5 separate regions of the Homo sapiens genome follow, and all the other regions are linked to region 1. The links are chromatin loops, found by intact Hi-C in ENCODE. Cell type or tissue: psoas muscle. All regions are shown on one strand.

Region 1 (5,000 bases):
TGGGTCAGACTCTTATGAGGGTTATTTGAGGTTAGATGAGTCAACTTGGCAGGGAGGGAGTGGTTACTGTTCTGAATTTGGCTAAGGGAGCATGGCAGGGTCCAACTACAGTATAGTATGGGAATTTCAGGTTGGGGGGCTTCTCATCTTATGCCTGTTGTCAGGGTAAGCCCGTAAGTGTGGGGGCACCCTTGCAGAGAGTAGCCCAGGTTCATTCTGAATTTGGAGAGACCAAGAAATTTCAGTCCGTGTCAGAGAAACTGATCCTTGGTTGGGCCTGACTTGGGCTGGGGAAGGGATGGCAAGTAGAACAGTGCTTGGCACATAGAGGTACCAGAAATATCTGCTGAATGACGGTGCCGCTGATGTCACTGAGCGGTCGGTAGCCACGGTCCGTCATGAGAGGCTGAGAGAGATTCTCAGGCCAGGCTTGGCGGGAAATGCTGTAATTTACGATTGCTCTGCCACAGGTGCAGGTGAGTGAGTGGAAGGGGCACGATGCAGGTGCAGGACCTGTGGTGGGACGTCAGAACTGGAGTCTGAATATGTTGCAGTGACCCTCAGTTGCAGACGGGAATCAGAGAAGAGTCTGGGCACATCCACTTTTGGATAACCTGACACTAAGGGATTCTGCTGAGCTCAGACCTGGGCAGATTAGCAGACAGGACACCCCCAGGCTCAGCCCAAGGTGGTTAGAATTGAGGCAGCCTCCACCGCAGCTACCCTGGTGGGCCTGCATTTGACAGACCATAAAGTGATTCCCCTCATAAGTGACCCAACCCTGCCTTCTGGTGGTCATTTCCATCAACTGCACCTGGGTTTAAAAGGACTGGTGTGGGAGCTCCTTTTCCTCACCACTCTCCTCAGCTCTCCTCAGCACTGGGGCTTTAGGACTAATTTTACTAACTCACATGAACCCAGTTCTGCTGTGATGTGAGTGTAATAAGCAGGAAAAGTCAATGTACTTCAAGACTCCATCTGGTTCCACCCATTGTCTGAGACAATTCAGTTATAGTTATAACATGTGACAGGCATCATGCAGGGCCTTGAATTTGCTTCGTAGCAGAAATCTTTTAAGGCAGGTACTATAATTATTCACGTTACCGAGGAGGAAACTGAGGCTCAGAGAGGCGCTGTTATTCTTGCTGCAAGACTATGACATTCAGCTGGGTGCGATGGCTCACACCTGTAATTCCAGCACTTTGGGAAGGTGACGGGGCAGGATTTCTGGAGCCCAGGAGTTTGAGACCAGCCTGGGCAACATAGTGATACCCTGTCTATACAAAAATTTTTTTTTAATTATCCAGACGTGGTGGCGAGTGCCTGTGGTCCCAGCTACTGGGGAGGCTGAAGCAGGAGGAACACTTGAGCCAGGGAGGTCTAGGCTGCAGTGAGCTGAGATGGCGCCACTGCACCACTGCACTCCAGCCTGGGTGAGAGTGAGACCCTGTCTCAGATAGATGGATAGGTAGGCAGATAGATAGATGATAGATAGATAGATAGATAGATAGATAGATAGATAGGTATGACATTCAGTTTTGGGTGCCACCAACCTGTTAACAATGGCACCTCCTCACCTTACCCCAGTCCATCCTTCAGACAGTGGAATTGAGGAGAATGGACAGGGAGGGGCACTTTCTATTTTATGTTTTACAAATGTATTTTTATAATGAGCATATATTATCTCTATAATTCTTTTTTAAATTGTAGACTAAATTCTGGGTGTCATCCCTGATGAAGGGATCTTGCCAGCCTAGGAAGGAGGAGGCAGGATACAGGAACTGGAGCTCCTTCACCTTGAGAGAACAGGGGTTCATAGGAGTATGGTGGCTGTCTAATGACCCTGGAAGATCCAAGAGAGCAGATTTATTCCGTGTGTGTCTCCAGCGCCCAGACCCAGGGTCAGGAGGTGGAGTTCTCAAAACGGGAGTTCAGCTGTGTGACAAAGCATCTTGCTAGCCAGGAGGGGCTGCCTTCTGCTGGAAAAAGTGGGATAACTTTGAAAGAACTTAAGCTGGAAGTTACTGGGATGTTTATACAGGAGAGTCAGTGGTGGGGAGAAGATTGGGGTTTAAAATATTAAAGCTATGGCAGGGTGCTGTGGCTCACGCCTGTAATCCCAGCACTTTGGGAGGCTTGAGGCTGGAGGAACGTTTGGGCCCAGGAGTTCAAGACCAGCCTGGGCAACGTAGTGAGACTCTGTCTCCACAAAAAAATTTTAAAAAGCATGGTGGTGTGCGGCCGAGCGCGGTGGCTCACGCCTGTAATCCCAGCACTTTGGGAGGCCAAGGCGGGCGGATCACGAGGTCAGGAGATCGAGACCATCCTGGCTAACACAGTGAAACCCCATCTCTACTAAAAATAATAATAAAAAAAATTAGCCGGGCATGGTGGCGGGCGCCTGTAGTCCCAGCTACTTGGGAGGCTGAGGCAGAAGAATGGCGTGAACCCGGGAGGCGGAGCTTGCAGTGAGCCAAGATGGCACCACTGCACTCCAGCCTGGGCGACAGAGACTCCGTCTCAAAAAAAAAACAACAAAGCAGAACAAACAAACAAACAAACATACAAACAAAAACATGGTGGCGTGCGCCTGTAGTCCCAGAGGCTGAGGCAGGAGGATCGCTTGAGCCTGGGAGGTTGAGGCTGCTGCGGGTCATGATTGCGCCCTACACTCCAGCAAAGCCTTTGATATTCCGGTCTCCCAGTCTGTGATCCTACCAGTGGGCTGCAGTACCCACTCCTGCCTCTAGGTGGCAGCCTTGGCTCTGTAAAACCCAGGTCTGTTTTTGGTGCCCTGGTTCCCACCCTTGGCTGGGTATTGTTTTCATCTGGAGATTTAGGGTATTGCAATCTACTGATGCCTGGGGCTGCACCTCCGGATATTCTGATTTAATTGGTCTCGGGTGGGACCTGGGAATTGGGAATTTTGAAAGCTCCTCAGGTGGCTCTAAGCCAAGGTTTGGAGTGACTGAGTGCTTAGACCCTGCCATTTCTGTGGGTTCGGTGAGCAGATTGTTTCATTTTATTTTCTTTCACTGTACTCTGCAGGGGGAGACTGGACCCATGGAGAGAAAGTAGGAGCATTAAAAGAGATGTCACCAGAAGCTACAAAACATACCAGCTCATTAAGATAGAGACAACAAAATAGGTCCCTCTAAAAATAGGAGAGAGAGAAGAAACAGGAGCTTAAACAGTGCCCATGAAGGAGTTACAGGCCTTTAACTCCCCCAGGAAGTGAATTTACTCCAGCCATGTAGAGGGCAGGGGAATGTTCCAGAAGGCAGGGTGACACGCTGGCCGGGGGCCAGAGACCTCTCTCTTTCTGGTAGCTTTAGCATGCGGCCAGGCAGTGGCAGTTCCGGAATTCAGGACTCTCTGGGGACCTGCGGGTATGGGCTGGCAGAAGGGGCTTCACAGGGAGAATAAGGGGCTTGCGGGGAGTTGGTTCCAGCCAGTGACAGTGAACTGACCCAGCCCAACACCTCTGTCCCTAGGCATGGTGGCTGCCCTCATATCTGCCCCAGCCCAGCACTGGGATCTCACAGAGAAAAAGGGCCTTCCGTAAAGGCAGAAAATAGCTATTGCCATAACTCTTCAAGATGCTGGGCCACAAACCACATTGCTGCGGCCCAAGCCCGGACTAGAGGGAGGCAAGTGAGGCACCCTCTTTGGCACAAAATCTAAGGGGACTGCAAAAAACCCTCATTAATCAAGGCCAGGTGCGGTGGCCCATGCCTGTAATCCCAGCACTTTGTGAGGCCGAGGCGGGTGGATCAGCTGAGGTCAGGAGTTCAAGACCAGCCTGGCCAACATGGTGAAACCCAGTCTCTAGTAAAAATACAAAAATTAGCTGGGCATGGTGCCGCGCACCTGTAATCCCAGCTACTAGGGAGGCTGAGGCAGGAAAATTGCTTGAACCCAGGAGGCGGAGCTTGCAGTGAGCCGAGATCGTGCCACTGCACTCCAGCCTGGGCGACAAAGTGAGACTCCAACTCAAAAAAAAAAAAAAAAAAAACCAAAAAAAAAAAAACCAGAAAAAGCTCAATAATCAAAATTAATCATATTGTATTGCAATACTTTTTAAAATCAAGGTTAGTGCAAAAAACACCCATGATTAACAAAATTTTAAATGAAGATGGGATGGGTGTTCCTGCCTTTATGAGCCTAAATGGCTTCTCTTGCCTTTACTCCTCTGTGGCACAGCACGGCTCTGGACTTCTGTAAGGGAGTCTTCTATTTTTCACCCACACCTTGCAGGAGCCACCAGTCAGCTTTGGCACCTCAAGAACTTTAGCACTCAGGGTGAGGCCAGGCTAGAGACCCTGATGCCTGGCAGAGCAGCAGTGCCACCTAGTGGCTCACGCCTATAATCCCAGCACTTTGGGAGGCTCTAGTGCCAAGGCATGAAGGGTGATGCCAGACAGAGCAACAGAGAGGGCCAGAAGCTGTCCGGAAGAGAGGGTTTTCCAGAGCACAGGAGCACGGGAGCCTCTGCATGGGCAGCTGCACGGGCGGAGCTGAGGTGGGGCAGCAGGGAGGCTGAATGAACAGATGAGGCAGGAGCAGGGAAGAGTCAGTGTTGCTGAGACTGATTTTTCCTGCAGGCAGAAAATTCCCATGCACAGTCTTAGCACCGCCACAGGCAGATGGGGTGACCTGGAAGCAGTCGCCCCTCCTTGTCCTCATCTATGAAACAGGAGGGTCAGCACAGACCGTCTGTCTCTGTGGCTTGCATATTCTTCAGAACTTGTGCCCAAGTTTCCATTTCCAGGGACGGGTGTGAGAAATCAGCTTCCGAGCGACAAAACAGTCTCCTGTTGGCAGCTCCAGGCCGCCCCCCCCCTTTGTTTTTTTTTTTTTTTTTTTGAGACGGAGTCTCGCTCTGTCGCCCAGGCTGGAGTGCAGTGGCGTGATCTCGGCTCACTGCAAGCTCCGCCTCCAGGGTTCACGCCATTCTCCTGCCTCAGCCTCCCGGTAGCTGGGACTACAGGCACGCGCCA
Region 2 (5,000 bases), 100 kb before region 1:
TTCTCACATATAAGTGGGAGCTAAATGATGAGAACACATGGACACATAGAGGGAAACAGCACACACTGGGGCCTATTGGAGGGTGGAGAGTGGGAGGAGGGAGGGGATCAGAAAAAATAACTTATGGGTACTAGGCTTCATACGTGGGCGACACAGCTTACCTATGTCGCAAACCTTCACATGGACCCCTGAACTTAAAAGTTTTTTTTTTAAAAGTTGTTTGGTTTTTATAGTATTTGTTTTTGTTAGTCAGAGGTTTCTTAATGATTATGATTATGTTGTAAACTAGCTAAATTTGCTAGATCTGAGCCATTATGGTCTGTATGTTGTCCTTAATAATAAAAATTCAACAGCTAATATTTGGTGAACATTTACTCTACAGTAGACACTATGCTGAGTGCCTTGTATAAGTTACTGCATTTAATCCTCACAGCTACCTTTGTAGGTGGTATCATTTGCTCATTTCATGGGTGAGGAAACACTATTAGGGAGGCTAAGTAACTTGTGTAAGACCATGGTAGTAAGGGTCATGGCAGGAACCCCAACATTTTGATGCCAGAGCCAGTGTTTGTAACTACTCCTAGAACTTGAGTAGACCTGCCCTGCTTTATTATTCGGGACACCTACATAGAAACACAATTGAGGATGCCCTTGTTTAAGGGCATTATCACCATACACAAAAGTCAAAGGAATTCTATGAGGGGGATGAATCTGGCAAGCATATGCGAAGTGCCAGAAGCCAGTCACAAAGACCACATATTATCCGATTCCATTATAAGACATGTCCAGAACAGCCAAAACCAGAGACAGAAAGTAGATTAGGGGTTTCTGTGGCCTAGGGGGAGGACAAAATAGAATTTCCTGTTGGGATGATGAAAATGTTCTGAAATTGTTATGATGATAGCATGTACCTGTGAATATACTAAAAACCATTGAATTTTATACTTTAAATAGGTGAATTGTATGATATGTTAATTATATCTCGATAAAGCTGTTACTTCAAAAAAAAAAAAAGAAGCAGCTCAAAATGATTGCAAGTACCCTGTCATTAGTTCTCTTATTTTAAAAAGTGTGGATTGCTTTTTCTGTTCCTGCTTGATGACAGATTATTCCTTTCTTTCCACGTTGGCTTGGAAATGTCTGGAAGTGCTTCCGTTTCTAAAATTTCATCCAGTTTCAATCAGTCCGTACACAGATAAAAGTTTAGAATTGGGACCTCTAAATGAGACACATCCGAGATACTGCTGTCAAGTGGAGGACTGCAGTAGCCCTATTTCCTAAGCTGTGTAGCAGGTATTCTTCCTTAGGCAGACAAATTTGAGTTTATTTACGATGCCATTTCTATACTCAATACCTGGGTATTGCAGAGGTTATCCTAATAATTAAACACATTTCATTTCTCGGCAAACAGAATCTCAAAGTCTTTCTTTTAAAGACTTTGTCTTCTCCACTGCTATCTTTGATTCTATTGTTGCCCTCAGTATCTTACTGTTTACTGAGTGCTGCCTGCATGCTTGGGGACTGTGTTAAGGGCTGAAAATTCAGAAATCTTGAAACTAGCAGACAGATCTCAGAAGTGAATCTGTGATCTGGAATGTTAAGTGCTTTACCTACAGGTCCTAGTTGAATTTGCCCAATGATCAATCAGGTACAATTCTCATTATTACACAGCTAGTAATTGGCAGAGCAGGAGTTTGAATCCAGGTCTGTCTCATTCCAAAGTTCACTTCCTTTCACGGTCTTTTGGTGCTCTTTCATGTGTCAGTTAAGTTTAAAGTGCAGCTATTTTTCATAGACCCTTTCCATAAGTGACTACAGGCATGCTATATGACTGCAGCAACAAGCTTGCTTGTTGGAAACTTTTTTGGTACAATTTTTCTGCTAACTCACATCAAAGATCTCAAAGCCAGCAATGTCCAAGACCCCAATGAAGTACTGCCTGGGCTGCTTGGTGTCCAGCTGCTGGTTGATGCGGGTGACCATCCACAAGAACATCTTATCGTAGACAGCTTTGGCCAGAGCACCCACTGCATTGTACACCTTCACAGATAAAGTTTGTTGGTGTTATTAAAGACATGTCATGAAGGCCTGGGATGTGTGTGATTCATTGAGGTCATGCACTTACCTGCTGCACAGTTTGACCTTTGGTGACATACTCATTGCCGACCTTGACCCTAGGGTAGCAGAGGGCTTTGAGCAGATCTGCAGAGTTCAGATTTTGGAGATAGGCTGCCTTGTCAGCAACTGCAGAAACATAATTCAGATACCTAATATGACTTACTCTGGGACCCACAGTTCAAAGGGGCATAGTATTGAGTAAATAACTTTGTAGAAAGTCTGTGTGTGGGTACATCTGAGTATGTCCATCAGGAGCTCAGCTGTAAAGAAGACTTGAATTTTGGAATGGACATTTTTGCCTATATTCTCTCATTAAACCCAGATGGAGATTCATTTGGTACCTTCAGTGCCATCTGGCTCAGCTTGCTCCTCACGCTGCTTTTGCTTGAATTTCATGTTCCCATAATGCATCACAGCCCCTGTGAGCTTATAGATGGACACTCTTTCATCTGAAGTAAAGCCCAGAATTTCAATGGCACTCTACCATGAGAGATGAGAAGACAAAGATTAGGGCACAAGAGAATTTATACTGTATCTTTTACACACATATAGATGGCTGTTATTGCCATTCCCATGCATAATGGATTTTAAATTAAAATTCATGTATAACTTACATCTGTAGCCATCAACTCTTCTTGGTCATCAATGCTGGGCACTGTGATCTCCCCTTGACTGACGAAGGCATAATCGTATGGGTTGGTGGTGATCAGGAGCATTTCTGGGTCACAGAATTCAGGGCATATGTTTTACATTAGAAGATAGTACAGTGACAATCTTCTAGCTATGAATTTATTTCTTACCAATTAGATCTGGCTTCTTGTTAGACATGATCTGATAAAAAATATGATAGCTTCTTTCAGCCTTTAGCTGGAAAGTAACTCTAGACTTCTCCAGAAGATCTGCAACGGATAGTAGACATCAGATTATGGGGAAAAATTACACAATGTCCTGGAGTGATTTGAGGACTTGGGATCATTAGCTAAATCTCACTGGCCTCTTGAGATTTCAACTGAATGTTCCTGTGAAGTACCACATATTATGTCTCTACAAACACTATTGCAGTTCCTCCTGCCTCCTGGGAAAAAAGTGAAATATGCTTGGCTCAAGATATTCACTTCTCATACAGAAGATCCTTGACATTTGGAATATAATTGAGTCCTGAGACTCCCTCTGCAGGGTCCTGTCGCCATATAATAGAGGGACTACTAAAAGCAACAGTATTAAAGCTCAGACTAGGAATAAATCACATATCCTCAATCCCTGGACAACTTGTTTACTTCTAGTGTTAGTTTTTTCTTAAAAAAAAAATTGAAATCATTCTGAGGCTGGAATACTTTGGACATGCCCAGCAGTTCCTGGCAGTTCCCACAGAAGCATTACCTCATGACTGGAGTGGGTAAAGCATACTGTGGGCTATGGATAAGACTGACATTAACCACAAGCATGTTTGGCAGCAGACTGGTGCTTTACAAGCTCCATGTTCAGCAGGAGCTGCAAAGTGTTCCTCCAAACCAATATTTGTCATTCTTGGATTCTATTTAGGAGGTCCTGTTACTCACATGTTTCAATATCAGCAGAAGCCAGTTTCCCTGTGGTACCGAAGTGGATCCTGATGAATTTACCCTTGTAAGTAAAAAAAATGATGTTATACCCAAAGCTTGAAGTACGTAGTGGGGATGCCACTGAAATAATTCAGACATGCTTTCTCTGGCATCTAAAGGCAGAGAAGACCCTTTGGCAACCAAGAGACTTACAAAGCGAGAGGAGTTGTCATTCCTCACGGTCTTGGCGTTGCCAAAGGCCTCCAGTAGGGGGTTGGCACTGATGATTTGATCTTCCAGAGTCCCCTGCAAAGGCAAGAGCAGTCCTTGCATCTGGGGCTTGGGAATTTCCTACCTGAGAGTCCCGACAGAGCCTGGATTCTGACTAACAATCAGACTCACCTGCATTTTGCCAGAAGTAACTTCTTCCTTCTTCTTCTCCCCAGTAACTGCAATTGTTGCAAAGTACTGGATGACACGCTTGGTGTTCACAGTCTTCCCTGCGCCAGATTCTCCGCTGTCAAAGACCAAACGTATGAGAAATTAAGCACTGTGACAAATGAAACTACAACTACCTCATGGCTTTGTCTTTATATCTCTATTAGAGAGCCTTTTACATCTTTCTTTTCAGCCTACATATAGCTCGTATTATTTCTTTTGCTTTGCACTGGCAAGAAGTAGAAAAAATCAGTCATTGTTCATTTAACACGTATTTCTTGAGTGTTTATAATGTGTCAGCTTTTTTTCTGGGTGCTGAGGCCTGGGCTTGAGGGGTCTGAAAAGCAGCTACTCAGCACCTCTGTAGTGAATGGAACAATTAGTAGGAAACTCTATGAAACGTGCATGTGTTTTTCCATTTCCTCGGACTAGAGACATGGCTCAAGTTTGGTCTTTGAAGGAACAGACATTCTCTAAGTGGGCCTTAAAAATGAACCACTAGTAGTATTTCCAAACTGTTGTACCTTTTGAAGGCTGTATGCTGCTCATTGCACTATACTGGGTTCCAGCCCAGCTCATTTTACACTTTCTACACACCAAAAAGTTCTGTGGAACTTTCAAGACCAGCAAATGAGGTGATTTAGAACATTATTATTTTACATTCTAATGCAATGTAAACCTTATAATAAAGCTAAACCAATATCTAGTTCCAGGTTGATCATTCAGTGCTTTAGTAGAGAACATTAACTAATTTCTTTTTTTGGTTTGTCATTTTTCCAGTAAGAACAAACTGCCAATAAATCTCAGAATAGGAATACATACGTGATCAAGATAGACTGATTCTCCCGATCTAGAAGAAAAACAGTGGAAAATCAGCATATGTATCAGTTACACAAACAAAAC
Region 3 (5,000 bases), 73 kb before region 1:
GGTGTTCAGGGAACAAGGGAGATAACCATTAGGTCTGGCTGCCTGAGAGCCGGGTGGAACACAGCCATATTTCTCTTCTTTCAAAAGCAAATAGAAGAAATATCGCTGAATTCTTTTTCTCAGCAAGGAACAGCCCTGAGAAAGAGTATGCGTTCCTAGGGGGAGGTCTCTAAAATGGCTGCTCTGGGAATGTTGTCTTTTACAGTTGTAGATAAGGGTTGAAATAAGCCTGGTCTCCTTTAGCGCTCCCAGGCCTATTAGGACAAGGAAATCCCGCCTAGTAAATTTTAATCAGACCGGTTGTCTGCTCTCAAACCCTGCCTCCTGATAAGATGTTATCAATGACAATGGGTGCCCAAAACTTTATTAGCAATTTTAATTTCACCCCAGTCCTGTGATCTCACCCTGCCTCCATTTGCCTTGTAATATTTTATTACCTTGTGAAGCATGTGATCTCTGTGACCCACACCCTATTCGTACACTCCCTCCCCTTTGAAAATCACTAATAAAAACTTGCTGGTTTTGTGGCTTGGGGGGCATCACAGAATCTGCCGACATGTGATGTCTCCCCCAGATACCCAGCTTTAAAATTTCTCTCTTTTGTACTCTTTCCCTTTATTTCTCAGACCAGCCAGCACTTAGGAAATAGAAAAGAACCTATGTGAAATAACATTGAATTATTGGGGGTGGGTTCCCCCGATATCACATGATGCTTTGTTGATGACTGATGGGCACTGGAGAGGCGTTTAAAGGATATTAGGCACCATCGCAAACACCTTGAAGTTGATGTCATGGTGCTCTTATAAATCCTTATTAAAAAATAAAATGGCCGGGCACAGTGTCTCATGCCCATAATCCCATCACTTTGAGAGGCCAAGGTGGCCAGATCACCTGAGGTCAGGAGTTCGAGACCAGCCTGGACAACATGGTGAAACCCCATCTCTACTAAAACACAAATATTAGCCAGGCATGGTGGCGCATGCCTGTAATCCCAGCTACTTGGGAGGCTGGGGCAGGGAGAATCGCTTGAACCTGGGAGGTGGAGGTAGCTGTGAGCTGAGATTTCGCCATTGCACTCTGGCCTGGGTGACAAAGTGAGACTCCATCTCAACAAACAAACAAACAAACAAACAAAACTATTGTAATCCAAAGAGGATAATCACATAATGGGAAAAGTTGTATCACTATAGTGTTGATTATATACAATCCAGAATTGGAAATAATCTATCTGTAAAGAGGGTATGGTTAAGTAATTTGTGCTTATTTCTAGAATAGAACACTATGCAACCATTGGAAATAATGATGTGGAGCTATATTTAGTGACATGGAAAAAGCTATGATACATAATTGCTCAGTAAAAAAGTAGATTACAGGAGAGCATGTAACCATGATTTCAGTTATGAAAATTGTATGTATGTATCTATATGTAGAGATATGTATACAGAAAATGACTAGAGAGATATTCATCCAAGTGTTCATGGTGGTTATTTCATAGTAGTAGGAATTAGAGATGTTATTTTCAGTTTTCCTTTTGATTTCCTTTGAATTTTTCTAATGAGCACATATAAATTTTTACCAAACTCACAAAGCTATTTATAAAATAAAAAGGCACATAAACTTGACAAAATTCAGTCATAGAATACTAGGTTGGACTGTGCATTGATAGGTACTGATGCAGTAATTCTGGAAAAGAATTATGACATTTCTTACCAATAAGTTCTGGTTTCTTATTCGATGTAATCTGGTAAAAAATATGATAACTTCTCTCAGCCTTAAGCTGGAAAACAACTCTAGACTTCTCTAGCAGATCTGGAAGGAAACAAATAACACATAAGAAAATTGTAAAAATTCATGTGACATGCGAATTTGATTTTTGGTCAGTTTTTTAGGTCATATGAATCAGAAATGATTTTAAAGATATCTGAACACTTACATGTTTCAATATCAGCAGATGCCAGTTTTCCAGTAGTGCCAAAGTGGATTCTGATGAATTTACCCTTGAAATAAAAGCTAATATTACTACCTTTTTTTTATATAATATTAAATCTTTGAGAAATTCCAAACATTTGATGCTGGTACTTTAATATTAAATCAATTCAGAGAGTATTTGCATCAGGTAGAAAAAGGTGTATCTCCTATTTTATAAGTAGAAGAGTTTTATCTTTGATTTAAAAATTGTAAATATTTCTTAAGTATGTGAAGTAATGGATATGTTAATTAGCATGTTAATCATTCCATAATATACACATAACATATATCAAAACATCACATTGTATTTCGTAAGTACAATTATTATTTGTAAATTAAAAATAAAAATTTTAAAATTGTGAGTAAGTGTAGATCATGACAGATAAGAAAGAACTCAGGAAAAAGGCCATATATCCTTCAAGATGGGGCTTTGATCTATGTTATTACATGCTCAGAGGAAAAGGAAAGAACAATGATGTAATAGAATGGGAATGAAAAAGATTCAGAGAATGTAATTACAAACATCTCATAAATTTTGACCAGTGAACAGCATCTATTAGCGTGTCCAAGAGACTTACAAAGCGAGAGGAGTTGTCATTCCTCACGGTCTTGGCGTTGCCAAAGGCCTCCAGTAGGGGGTTGGCACTGATGATTTGATCTTCCAGAGTCCCCTGCAAAGGCAAGAGCAGTCCTTGCATCTGGGGCTTGGGAATTTCCTACCTGAGAGTCCCGACAGAGTCTGGATTCTGACTGTGACAATCAGACTCACCTGTATTTTGCCAGAAGTAATTTCTTCCTTCTTCTTCTCACCAGTAACTGCAATTGTTGCAAAGTACTGGATGACACGCTTGGTGTTCACAGTCTTCCCTGCACCAGATTCTCCACTGTCAAATCAAAACTCAATCAGATGTGGTCTCAAACCTAGCAGCTATCACAGCCATGTAAAGAAAGCATAAAATCTACTTACGTGATCAGGATTGACTGATTCTCTCGGTCTACAAAAGAAATTATAGACATTTAATACTGTTTTCTTACATATTTGTAAATGATAAGTAAAGTAAAATGGAATGAACTTAGTATTATTCAGTCTGGACTTTGCAACCTTTAGGGCTTGGCAGGCTTTAGACCTACCACTTTCTCCCTCCCCAACTTTAGCACACATCCACCCATTTAAACAGAACACCACTACTTTTATTGGTTTTATATTCAAATCTTCCAAGAAATATTTCCTTCGAGGAAAAAAATTCTAAGATGAAGGAAAATGTTTGAATGCCACTCTATAAGTGATGACCACGTGGCTGTGTATTCCTGAAGCACCAGACTTTTTCTTTTTAATACTCTATCACTAAATAAACACCAAAAGTAGACTTGGCTCTTTGGTTAGGTTTAGTTGATGATTTAAGTTAGGGACATATATATTGTGGGTGCAAGGCGTAATGAAGAATGAGCATTAGAGATATTTTTAATGTGTGAAAAGGAGTAAGTACAGTAAAGGTGATAGTTTTAGAAATACGGCTTTGGTCATATTTTTAGGAAAAGGTAAAATTTTGTTTTGATGTTTTACTGTCTCTGAAGAGGAATTCTCTAAGCCCCTTCTCAAGGTGCCACAAGTAGTTTAGATTGGTCTAGCCAAGACAATATTGTAGGAAGCAGATTCAACATCTAACTGTTTTAATACCAAATACACCTTAAATCTGGAGCCTGTTCAGGTTGGTTCTGGGCAAAGGGCGATAGCATTGTGCCGTCCTTCATATAGAGAGACTGTTTAATCTGTCACAATTTAGGATGCTGAGGCTGAAACTACAGAGACAAGTTTTACTCTTCCATTTTTTGGCTCATAGTAACGGAGACACAGTTTGTATGTGTGATTGTGCGTGCATGAGTGTGTGTGTGTGTGTGTATATATACATACACAGAAATATTTGTATTTTTGCTCATATTTATTTGAGTTTCTGAGTCATTCAAAAGTATACTAACTAACCATGGCCAGCCTCTGTTGAACTTTTCAAAATTTAAGAGATCATTAGCAATTATGTAATATTACGCATTACAAATCAGCCTTTCTCCCCTTCCTGGACCTTCTCCTTCATAAATACACCAGCCTCAACTAAAAGGGACGATCTCAAGGAATGTGTTGAGATTGCCTCGAGTCTCTTTCTCCTATGGTTCTGCTCTAAAGGTTTACGCACTTGCAAAGCATTCGGCTCACTCACCAGTCAGCATGAACTGATAGGCGTTGTCAGAGATGGAGAAGATGTGGGGCGGGGCCTCCTGGCGCTTTTTGCCTCGGTAGGCTGTCACCACCTCGGGCTTATACACAGGCAGCCACTTGTAGGGGTTGACAGTGACACAGAAGAGACCTGAATAGGTCTATGAGAAGGAAAAAGAATAAGTACCCAAAGACCTTTCCTGTTATTTGTGAAATTAACTTATTAATTGAATGTTTTTTTGAGACAGGGTCTTGCTCTGTCACCCAGGCTGGAGTGCAGTGGTGCTACCTCAGCTCACTGCAGCCCCAACCTCCCGGGCTCAAGCAATCCTCCCACCTCACCCTTCCAAGTAGCTGGTACTACAGGCATGCATCACCATGCCCAGCTAATTTTGTACGTGCTTTTTGTAGAGCTAAAGTCTCACTTTGTTGCCCAGGCTGGTCTGGAAATTAATTGAATTTTAACAAAAAGGAGCACTTTAAGTGAGTACTCTTATTTCTTCAAGGCATCAGCTTGAAAACTAGTTGGCAAGTTCAACAATGTGATAGCAGAATCCTGAGGGAAGTGACTACAATTCAGCTTTCTTATTGCTCTCCTCAGGGCTTTTCACAGTGATTTTTACATAGCAGAAGAAGAAGTACATGTTATTAAACACATGTGCTATGAAACTTTTATTGTTTTATGGAAATGGTTTATATTTTCTTTGCAGCATTAAGATAATTCAAATTTATGAGAACATAAATTTGGACATAAGCTAAGTGGCCAACAGTAAGGGAATGGTTAGGTGAACTATGGTAAATCTTCTAAGACAATTTGATGCAG
Region 4 (5,000 bases), 290 kb before region 1:
AAGATGCTGCAGTGAGTCTCTTGGACAGACCAAGATCAGCTACTTCTGTTCTAAATCGGGCTATATCTTCCCATATAAGAATATTTATTTATATATTTGTTTATTTATTGAGACGGAGTCTCACTCTGTTGCCAGGCTGGAGTGCAGTGGCGCGATCTCGGCTCACTGCAACCTCTGCCTCCTGGGTTCAAGTGATTCTCCTGCCTCAGCCTCCTGAGTAGCTGGGACTACAGGTGCCCACCACCATGCCCAGCTAATTTTTGTATTTTTAGAAGAGAGGGGGTTTCACCATGTTGGCCAGGATGGTTTCGATCTCTTGATCTCATGATCCGCCCGCCTCGGCCTCCCAAAGTGCTGGGATTACAGGCGTGAGCCACCACGCCCGGCCCATATAAGAGTATTTTAAGACACACACTGCAGGGTAATGCATGGGAGGAGACTGGCAAGCCTGCATGCTAATGTTTGCTGAACATCTATAAACATGAGCTGTGTGCCAGGCATTTTACAGGCATTAACCACTCTGATTTTTCAATAGCTGGATGAGGTGAGTACTCTGACTATGCCCATTTTACAGACGAGATAACAGAAGCACAAAGAGGATATGTAGCTCATCCAAGGTCACACAGCTATCAGGTGGAGCATCTGGGATAGAAACCCAGTTATCTTGTTCCAAGAGCTGTTCTCTTGTCCGCTGTACCTGGGAAAGTGCTCCTATTAACTCACTATAGTGATTGGGAAAGTGAAAAGGGGAGCGGAAAATGCTCTGTATAAAAACAAAAGGTAAAAGTATTTGGGGATTTATTAAAAAGGGAAAATTATAAATGCCTTCACTCTGTGAAAGAGACAATTATACTGCCCCATTTCTTTTCTTTTTCTTTCTTTCTTTCTTTTTTCTTTTTTTTTGAGACGGAGTCTTGCTCTGTTGCCAGGCTGGAGTGCAGTGGCACGATCTCGGCTCACTGCAACCTCCACCTCCTGGGTTCAAGTGATTCTCCTGCCTCAGCCTCCTGAGTAGCTGGCACTACCAGCGTGTGCCACCACACCTGGCTAATTTTTTTTTTTTTGTATTTTTAGTAGAGACGGAGTTTCACCATGTTAGCCAAGATGGCCTTAATCTCCTGACCTTGTGATCTGCCCGCCTCGGTCTCCCACAGTGCTGGGATTACAGGTGTGAGCCACCGCGTCCAGCCTATACTGCCCCATTTCTTTGATAAAACTATGTATCTTTAAAGCACTTTTTTTTTTTGAGATCGGGGTCTCACTGTGTTGCCCAGGCTGGAGTGCAGTGGCATGTTCTCAGCTCACTGCAACCTCGACTACCTGGGCTCAGGTGATTCTCCCACCTCAGCCTTCTGAGTATCTTGGACTAGAGACATGCACCACCATGCCTACTAGTTTTTTTTTTTTTTTTTTTTTTTTTTTTTTTTTTTTTTGAGACGGAGTCTCGCTCTGTCGCCCAGGCTGGAGTGCAGTGGCGCGATCTCAGCTCACTGCAAGCTCCGCCTCCCAGGTTCACGCCATTCTCCTGCCTCAGCCTCCCAAGTAGCTGGGACTACAGGCGCCCGCCACTACGCCCGGCTAATTTTTTGTATTTTTAGTAGAGACGGGGTTTCACCGTTTTAGCCGGGATGGTCTCGATCTCCTGACCTCGTGATCCTCCCGCCTCGGCCTCCCAAAGTGCTGGGATTACAGGCGTGAGCCACCGCGCCCGGCCGCCTGCTAGTTTTTAAAAATTTTTTTACAGAGATGGGGTTTTGCCATGATACCCAGGCTGGTCTTGAACTCCTGGGCTCAAGCGATCCTCCCACCTCAGCCTCCCAAAGTGTTGGGCTTACAGGCATGAGCTACCACGCCCGGCCTAAAGCACTTTTTACATATTATTGTAAATAATATATAGAAAATTACTCTTGCTACTTTGAATTGGGTTATTTAATTTTGATTATTTTTATTTTTATTGATTTTTAAAAGCTGTGGTGCATATACATATGACACATATATATCCCTCATGCCCACAGCAAAATATATCTAACTCTGCGATGACGGGGAGAAATCAGGGAGAGCACAAATTCTCTTTGCAGACATAATTTCCGGCATTCACTGCTTTGCTAAGCCCGGGACCAGGCATCCTTTTACGAGCAAGGTGGTGCTGCAATACTCCACATGACCACTGGGTGGCACCACTGTCTCTCGAATAGACACCTGATGGCGCCCTCAATGTTCCTCCCCCTTTTCTGTCCTCCAGAGTCTGTGTTTTGCGTTCTCAAGTAGAAGGTACTTACAGACTGGACCTGCAATTGGAGGTCATTCTTCTCCTGCAGGAGGGAGACCATTTTCTCCTCCAGCTCCTTCCGGCGAGCCTCAGATCGGGCCAGTTCTTCCTTGGTCCTCTCAAAGTCTTCCTTCATGGTGGCCATCTCCTTCTCGGCCTCTGCACTCTTCAGCAGGGGCTTGATTTTGAAGAACAGGTTCATCCAGGGCCAGTGCTTGACGTTCATAAAAGAGCGGATGTTGTACTGGATGCAGAAGATGGAGTCCCTGTACACCCATTAGGACTCAAATTAATAAATCCAGCAAGGTCTGGTCTCTGCACCCCCAACCTGTCCCCGACGGACCCCATCCTCCGTCTTTCTCGGTTAGGTGGGAAGGAGGTGCAGCCAAGCTTGGCAGATCCTCTGGATCCAGAGTAGGTCTGCAAATGAGGGGCAGAGGAAACAGAGGTACGTGCACAGGTTGGAAGGTAGGAGAGGGCGTGGAGCTACCTGCGGGCTCCTGGTCACCTGGCTGCCCTTCCCACCACCCTACTGAGAGTGCCCTGCCTGAGGGCGTCCGTGACCTCCTAATGCTCAATGCAAGGAATAGCTTTCATTCCTATTCTATTGGGTCTTTCTCCCATGTTTGATGTATTAATCAGCTCTTAACTTTTGAAACTTTCTCTGCCTTAAATTCCATCCACATTTTCCCTGTTTCACTGCATTTTGCCATATGGGGTTCCTCTTCCTGCTGGAGAAACCCAGGACTTGTCCTTGGTCATTTCCCAGTCTCTTGCCCTGGTAGAGTTGATCTGTCTTCCCAATTTCTTTCTTTTCTATTCGTTTTTTTTTTTTTTTTTGAGATGGAGTCTTGCTCTGTTGCCCAAGCTAGAGTGCAATGGTGCAATCTCGGCTCACTGCAACCTCCGCCTCCTAGGTTCAAGCAATTCTTCTGGCTCAGCCTCCCAAGTAGCTGGGATTACAGGTATGCGCCACCACGCCTGGCTAATTTTTGTATTTTTAGTAAAGACTGGGTTTCACCATGTTGGTCAGGCTGGTCTTGAACTCCTGACCTCAGGTGATCTGCCCGCCTTGGCCTCCCAAAGTGCTAGGGTTACAAGCGTGAGCCACCACAACCAGCCTGTATTCCTAATTTCTGCTGCTGTTTTCATCCCAGTGTCACCCACATGATCTCCTCCCCTTCACCCTCCACAGCTTTATATTTACATAGCTTATGGATTCCTGAACACTGGCTTCTCTTTCCCTTCTTGAGATTCTTTTCATCTCCGTGCTGGCTTCCATGTGCTTCACCAAGCTCGATGCCTGGGAGTGATTCCTGACGCATACATGGTGGCGGTTCATTATGGCTCTGACAGTTAGAGCCACACAGGGGATCAGGGAACCAGGGAGAACAGGCTCCCTCCCACACTCCCCTCTCCCTCCAATCCCTGCAGGTGACTAGTCATCAATGCTGCTATTCCTTCTCTTGAATTATCAAAGGAAAAAGACTTAAACATTCCTTTAATCCATGCCCTCCTCTCTCACCCATCAACTATGTCCTACTTCAGGTCCTTGTCATCCCTTACTTGGACTTCTACCACACTGTGGCCTTGCCCCGTCATAGCCTTTGTGTTCACTCTCCTAGCTGCCAGAGTGATGCAATCCTACCCCTTGTCTCTGCACACACCTTCTACAGCTCTCCATCAATGACAGGGTGCAGCCTGGGTTTCTGAATGTGACACATAGGGACCTCCACTACCTGCCTCTTGCTCTCTATTCCAATGACAGCCACCTGCTTGTCGGGCTTCCTCCCAGACCACCCACTCTCAGGTTGTGTAGAGCTTGCTTCAGAAAGTGCTTTCGTCAGCTGGGCGCAGTGGCTTACGCCTGTAATCCCAGCAATGTGGGAGGCCAAGGCGGGCGGATCACCTGAGGTCAGGAGTTCAAGACCAGCCTGGCCAACATGGTGAAACCCCATCTCTAAAACAAAACAAAACAAACAAACAAAAAACAAAATAGCCGGGCGTGGTGGTGCATGCCTGTAATCCCAGCTACTAGGGAGGCTGAGGCGGGAGAATCGCTTGAACCTGGAAGCTGGAGATTGCAGTGAGCCGAGATTGTGCCACTGCACTCCAGCCTGGATGACAGAGCAAGACTCTGTCTAAAAAAAAAAAAAAAGGAAAAAAGAAAGTGCTTTCTTCTTGCTGACACCTTCATGCCAACTCCAACCCCCTAATCAGGCTGGGGGCTTATTCTTGCCAGTTCCCTATCCCCCGACTATAACTCGAACATTGAGCTTGTCACAGGCATTAAAACCAGCCATACATGCGTCTGCTTCCCACTCCTTTGTGACCCTGTGAGGGAGGGTTCATTTCTGTCTCCCCAGCGCCATGCAGAGCACCCAGCCCAGGATTGCCGCTCAGTAGATGTGGGTTAAACAAATGAAGGAAAGAGAGCAAGCACATGGAAATCCCAAGACTAAAAGCAGGAAGTGACAATCAGCTGCTAAGCAGAGAGGGCAGGATAAGGTGGAGGTGAGGGTCTGTGTCACCTCCTCTCCATCATCTTCTTGAACTCCACCCGCATCAGGTACCCCCTGCACACCGCCTGCGTGCTTGTCATCAGCGTCACCAGCTTCTCATCTCTCATCTCCTCCAAAAGTCCCAGGAGCCCAGCTTTGAAAAACACCTGCATTAAAAGACAGAGGAGCCTTGATCTTTTTCCCCAGCAGGCGTTCAGCCGGGCCCTTGA
Region 5 (5,000 bases), 110 kb before region 1:
AAGATTTTTATATTAAGAAATGATTAAGTGGTCTCCCATCCCCAGAATGAATTGGTTTCTGGATAAGTACTTTCCAAACTAAATGGCATTTACACATGTCTTCAATTTTTTAAGCACCATAATGCAGAAAATGCACTACATTATGTTAGAAAGATAGTAAAACTTTTCCACACCATTTTTATACTAGTTATCTTGAACTTTATCTCTGGCATTTAATAAGAATTATAATAAATATTTATTCTGAACTTTGTTATAGAAAGAATAGTATTTGAATACCAAAAGTGTAGAGTGATTTTCCAACACTTTAACCTGCCTATTACTTTAATAGCCTAAATTACCCATAAAACAATTTCCATTTTGTTACCTCTACCTGGGGAGATACAACTCTGGTAGAAAGTTGGACACGTCAGTAGGAGGGGGAATAAATGCAGAGACTTTCCAATTTCTCTAATCAAAAATCTACAAATCTTACTTGAATGCTTCTCAGCTGGGTTGTGGTCTTGAATATTTCCCTACTTAACCGTGTTAGTTACCAGTAATTGGCAAGACTTCAGGAAAAAGACTGGAGTAAACATTCTTGGACAAGTTGCTTCATCACTACCATAATCCACTGTCTTTAAAATGGGGATAGTATTACACAGACTAATGAGGAAAATAAAGTAACACATAGCTTGCGAAAGCATTTTGAAAAGTGAAAAGAGGTACTGTAAGGATGCACTTTGTTTTTGATAACTTTTTGATTAAAGCCAAGTCTCCCTTAAAGTCTTCAAAAATAGAAGGGCCTGATTCTATTTATCTCTCTCTCTCTCTTTATATATATATATATATGTATGTATGGATATATATACAAATATATATATGGATATATATGTTTCATATATATACACATATATTTCTCTCGTATATATATGAAAGAAAGCAACCTCATGCCAGTGGTCAATAATGTGTTCATATTAGTGGGGATCTCCCAGGGAGGTAGTATATGACCTCAAGTAAATAAATGCAGAGTTTTTCAGTGGATTACACATGCAGGGTGAATTTGTCATTCAAGGTCAGTACTGGTACATGGCCCACCTGATTCTGTTTGCAGGCGCGCTCTCTGTGCTGTGAGGTCATTGATCAGCCGCTGCTGCTCCTCTTCCTTGGTCTTAATTTCACTCAGTTGATCTTCTAGAGCGCGGCACATCTTTTCAAGGTTTCCCTGCATTCAAAAAGTGGTAGAAGGCATCTCAAGTAAGTAGTTGGACCAAAGAAAGTTTCAGTAATCTAAACATTCCATATGAGCTGCAGTACTCATTTATTTTGAGAAGAAACTATCTTTACAAACAAAACCAGCAAAGGTCTTAGATAGTGAATGGAAAGACTAATAAGATACATAGTCCAAGCATACAGCCACTGAATTACTTGTTAATCTAACTACTTTACTAAGTTGTACTATACGTGATATGAGAAAAAGGGTGCCTGATTTAGTTCATGAGACGTTTTTGAGATACAAATCATATTTGTGCTAAAGGGAAAAACAAAAAACCAAATAATCAATGTGAAGTGTTGATTGTACCTTGGCTTTGGAGACAGTCTCCATGTTACTAGCAAGGTCATCGATCTCCATCTTCATCTCACTCTTCTCCTTCTCCAGCTTCTGCTTCACTCGCTGCAGGTTGTCAATCTGCTCCCCAAGCTCGGCCACACTATCTGCATGCTTCTTCCTCAGGGTGGCCGCCGTGGCTTCATGCTGTAGGGTGGCCTCCTCCAGGTCCCTGCGCATTTTCTGGAACTCAGCCTCCCGCTTCTTGTTCATCTCAATCTGGGCTGAGGTGGCCCCACCGGCTTCTTCCAGCCTCTCGCTGATCTCCTCCAGCTCCCGGGAGAGATCAGAGCGCTGCTTCTCTGCTTTGGCCCGGGAGGCCCGCTCTGCCTCGATTTCCTCCTCCAGCTCCTCAATGCGGGCCTGGGAATGGTGAAAAATATTAATACGAACTCAACTTCTTGGTGTCAGTAACTTTTCGATGTTAAATTAGCCTGGCGAAAATCATTTAACGTACTTGTAACTCCTTGATTTTCTTCTGCAGCTGCATACCAAGGGCTTGTTCATCTTCAATCTTGCTTTGCAGACCGCTCATTTCAAACTCTTTCCTATTAGAAAAGCCCTTTATGTCAGTCTCAGAAATATTAAGAGTAATTTCCCCACAAAACTGTTGACCTAAAACTGCTTACTTTTTAAGCTTTTCATCAAGTTGTTGTTTGTCATTTTCTATATCCATTGTGGATTCTTGAGCCAATTTTAGGTCTCCCTCTAGTTTTCTCTTTGCTCTTTCTAGATCCATCCGGATTTTCTTTTCTTGTTCCAAAGATCCTTCAAGCTAAAAGTTAATAATCCATGAATATGGTTCTTAGAATGGTAGCACCTTTTGTCCCAGATGAAATTTTTAAACATTATATCTATGCAGCAAACTATTTTTCTATGAATTAGGCAGATTTGTCCCATTGATTCCATTCTCCTTGGTATTTACCTAGTCGAAAAAGTCATCGTTTAAAAGGTAAAATGTGCCTCTTTGTCACGTTGTTACAATAAGTTACTAGTGAGACATTATGCCTTCTGCATCTCCCCACTGGAATCCAATACTTTTCCAGCTGGGATGGACACCATGCTAATACTTCCAAACCATGAACTTTTTTAACGCCTCCCTTACTCAGGCATTTTCAGTGGGTTCTCTATTAGATATCAGATCATGTTTAAAGCCAAATTTATCTTCCACATTCCTAATTCTGAGTGTCCTTTGTTTCTGTGAGAGAAAACCTTATTGATCATTACAACTTCTTTGCTGCTGCTATGCTGCCTTCTTAGAACACCCTCCCTCTTCTTTCTTTTTGCACATAGCCCCTTGTCTTTCAAGCCCAGCGAAAGACCTGTTTTGCTTGTATAGCTTTTCTTTGTGAACACATTAACCTTCCTTTCCATCAATTCTTTTTACCCGTATTGTCTATTATTCACAGTTAACTTTCTTTATTGATTTTAAAAACTTTATTGTGTGTACATCTTAGACCTTGTAATAGGGATGATGTTCCATATTCCTCATTCATAGGAGGCACTTGATAAGTACTCACTATATCATAACGACACAAACTTATGCTTACTTAGTTTGTTACAAAATTTAAAAAATCATTTTTATATAATGTTAGGCTTACATCATCCACTTGTTGTTCAAGTTTGATTTTAGCTTTGGTCAGGGTGTTGACTTTGTCCTCCTCTGCCTGCAGGTCATCCAGGGTCTGCTGGTGGGCCTCCTGGAGAGCCTTCTTCTCCTTGGTCAGCTTAGCAATGGTTTCATCCAGACCCGCCATCTCTTCTGTGAGGTTTTTCACCTACAAAGGTGAAGAAAGCAGCTTAGTTGCTCTAAAGCACCTTTGTTGGGTGGCAGAACCTCTATACAGTACTGTAGAATATGATTGATACCTTGTTTTCTGTGGCATGTTTCTCCTTCTCAACCTTGGCCAGTGTCAGCTCAAGGTCATCAATGTCTTTCTTGAGTTCTGAACATTCATCCTCCAGTTTCCTCTTCTTGGCTGTCAGCTCAGCATTGATCTCTTCCTCATCCTCAGCTCTCTCAGTCACCTCTTTGATTTTGGCTTCTAGCTGGATTTTGGTTTTGATTAGCTGGTCACACCTTTCCTCTGCATCAGCCAAGCTGTCAGCTTCCTGAGAAGAGGCAATAGATATTTTAGATTTTATGAAAATTCCTAGACATTTTCAGATTTTATTAATATTTTGAAACCAAACAAGTAAATTGTTTTAAGCCTTCAGGTTAATTTTTATTAGCTTTCTACCATTCAGTAAATATTGGGCACTTATGAGTCCGGTAATAAAAAAAGGAACTTAAGTCATAGTTCCTGGTGAAATTATGTTACAATTATATTTGTTATAACATATATAATATGTTGGTATATAATTTCGGGTCAGCCAATTTTCTTTATTTAATATTTATTTTCAGGAGCATTCAATATATGAAAAACCAATAGACAAAAGGATTGGGTTTCTAGCAGGTTGCTGGGAGAGAAGGGTACTATCAGAAAAGTGCCTTAACAGGAAGAAATGTCATCCAGTGACAGAGTAGACAAAGGGAATGGAACATGTTCAAGGTGATGCTTAGAGAAGTAGCAAGCATATTTCTCATAAGAAGAAATAGGAGTTGAGATAAACTGTGAGGGAAGGACCATGTCTCTCATTCAAACTTACATCCCTGTCCGGGACTTCACCCAATATTTATTAGTGGATAGTTGATAGAATATTGTTAAACAGAAGTTTTATAATACTATCCTCAAAGGAGAGGAGTATTCTTGGATAGATTATCTCCTGTTTCTTGAAGGCACGATGAACCACTCCTCAATGTGGAAAACCCTGATCTATACAAAGTACAGGAAAGTCACAGTACCAACCTAGGTATTTGCAATTCATCATACTTTAGATTTTCTAAATATGTGTCCCAAACTTGTAGGCACAATGGGACTAGTCAATTCCCTTTCTGAATTCAGAGAACTGGGATGGTAACTTTTAATGTTTCTGCTGTTGGTTTTGGTGGCAGCAATTGAACTGTCTTGTTATTTGTGTTACAAAAATGGGTTAGATAGTGGCTTTTGATCAAATATTTCTCTCCAAGCCTCTGGATAGTTACTGGGACATTAGAATAAGAATATCAACCCTATCTCTCATACTTTGCATAAAAATAGACATTATCTGTGGAAGGCATTGCCATTATCCTTACAGAAAGCATTGCCATTATTCTTGCCATAATCCTACTCTTTCAGGTACTAAAAGTTTCTAAAAATAAAGTTGAGCACAAAGTTGCTCGGGGATTGTAGATACAAAACTCAGAATATTGATTTCAAGTTAATGTGTTTTCATCAAAGTCTCCTTCCTCTTCACTGACAATATTTTTCTTTTTCACAGCTCTTATTTGCATTTTTCAGTAGGGAGAATTTAGGGAGCAAAGCTCACTTTATTT

The links. Peaks named below come from ENCODE experiments on the same cell type or tissue, not always from the same donor. Only the 100,000 strongest peaks of a DNase experiment are listed, where the experiment ranks them.
Region 2: it touches region 1 in a loop (3-fold over the local background); 3 of 110 quality-filtered maps call a loop at or near these places.
Region 3: it touches region 1 in a loop (2.4-fold over the local background); 4 of 110 quality-filtered maps call a loop at or near these places.
Region 4: a loop joins it to region 1, with 8 times the contacts of the local background. A loop is called at or near these places in 85 of 110 quality-filtered maps.
Region 5: it touches region 1 in a loop (5-fold over the local background); 3 of 110 quality-filtered maps call a loop at or near these places.

The regions. Positions count from the first base shown.
Region 1 is chr17:10,613,952-10,618,951 of GRCh38, forward strand. All of the region lies in intron 10 of MYHAS (myosin heavy chain gene cluster antisense RNA), which reads left to right. Among named protein-coding and RNA genes, the nearest start is that of MYH3, 41 kb to the right of the region's middle. RefSeq lists enhancers at 3,527-4,027, 4,030-4,530, 4,531-5,000. In psoas muscle, CTCF peaks have their summits at 793 (motif pointing left), 2,739 (motif pointing right) and 4,351 (motif pointing left); DNase peaks (open chromatin) are centred at 390, 740, 2,750 and 4,350; H3K4me3 peaks cover 3,328 bases; H3K27ac peaks cover 4,835 bases.
Region 2 is chr17:10,509,949-10,514,948 of GRCh38, forward strand. It overlaps MYH1 (myosin heavy chain 1), which reads right to left. Exons shown (of 40, transcript NM_005963.4): 6 at 4,920-4,947; 7 at 4,062-4,176; 8 at 3,873-3,965; 9 at 3,678-3,741; 10 at 2,919-3,017; 11 at 2,733-2,836; 12 at 2,460-2,598; 13 at 2,126-2,244; 14 at 1,891-2,040. The region is part of intron 2 of MYHAS (myosin heavy chain gene cluster antisense RNA); the gene reads left to right. Among named protein-coding and RNA genes, the nearest start is that of MYH1, 6.1 kb to the right of the region's middle. In psoas muscle, no CTCF peak of the experiment used is centred here; no DNase peak of the experiment used is centred here; H3K4me3 peaks cover 2,824 bases; H3K27ac peaks cover 4,211 bases.
Region 3 is chr17:10,541,165-10,546,164 of GRCh38, forward strand. It overlaps MYH2 (myosin heavy chain 2), which reads right to left. Exons shown (of 40, transcript NM_017534.6): 5 at 4,182-4,338; 6 at 2,936-2,963; 7 at 2,738-2,852; 8 at 2,547-2,639; 9 at 1,934-1,997; 10 at 1,711-1,809. The region is part of intron 2 of MYHAS (myosin heavy chain gene cluster antisense RNA); the gene reads left to right. Among named protein-coding and RNA genes, the nearest start is that of MYH2, 6.0 kb to the right of the region's middle. RefSeq lists an enhancer at 1,775-2,974. In psoas muscle, a CTCF peak has its summit at 2,635; a DNase peak (open chromatin) is centred at 4,257; H3K4me3 peaks cover 5,000 bases; H3K27ac peaks cover 5,000 bases.
Region 4 is chr17:10,325,587-10,330,586 of GRCh38, forward strand. It overlaps MYH13 (myosin heavy chain 13), which reads right to left. Exons shown (of 41, transcript NM_003802.3): 21 at 4,801-4,937; 22 at 2,280-2,535. All of the region lies in intron 4 of LOC107985004 (a long non-coding RNA gene), which reads left to right. Among named protein-coding and RNA genes, the nearest start is that of MYH13, 45 kb to the right of the region's middle. RefSeq lists a silencer at 3,106-3,324. In psoas muscle, a CTCF peak has its summit at 2,175 (motif pointing right); a DNase peak (open chromatin) is centred at 2,175.
Region 5 is chr17:10,499,552-10,504,551 of GRCh38, forward strand. It overlaps MYH1 (myosin heavy chain 1), which reads right to left. Exons shown (of 40, transcript NM_005963.4): 23 at 3,455-3,697; 24 at 3,187-3,363; 25 at 2,215-2,360; 26 at 2,043-2,133; 27 at 1,559-1,948; 28 at 1,075-1,201. All of the region lies in intron 2 of MYHAS (myosin heavy chain gene cluster antisense RNA), which reads left to right. Among named protein-coding and RNA genes, the nearest start is that of MYH1, 16 kb to the right of the region's middle. In psoas muscle, no CTCF peak of the experiment used is centred here; no DNase peak of the experiment used is centred here.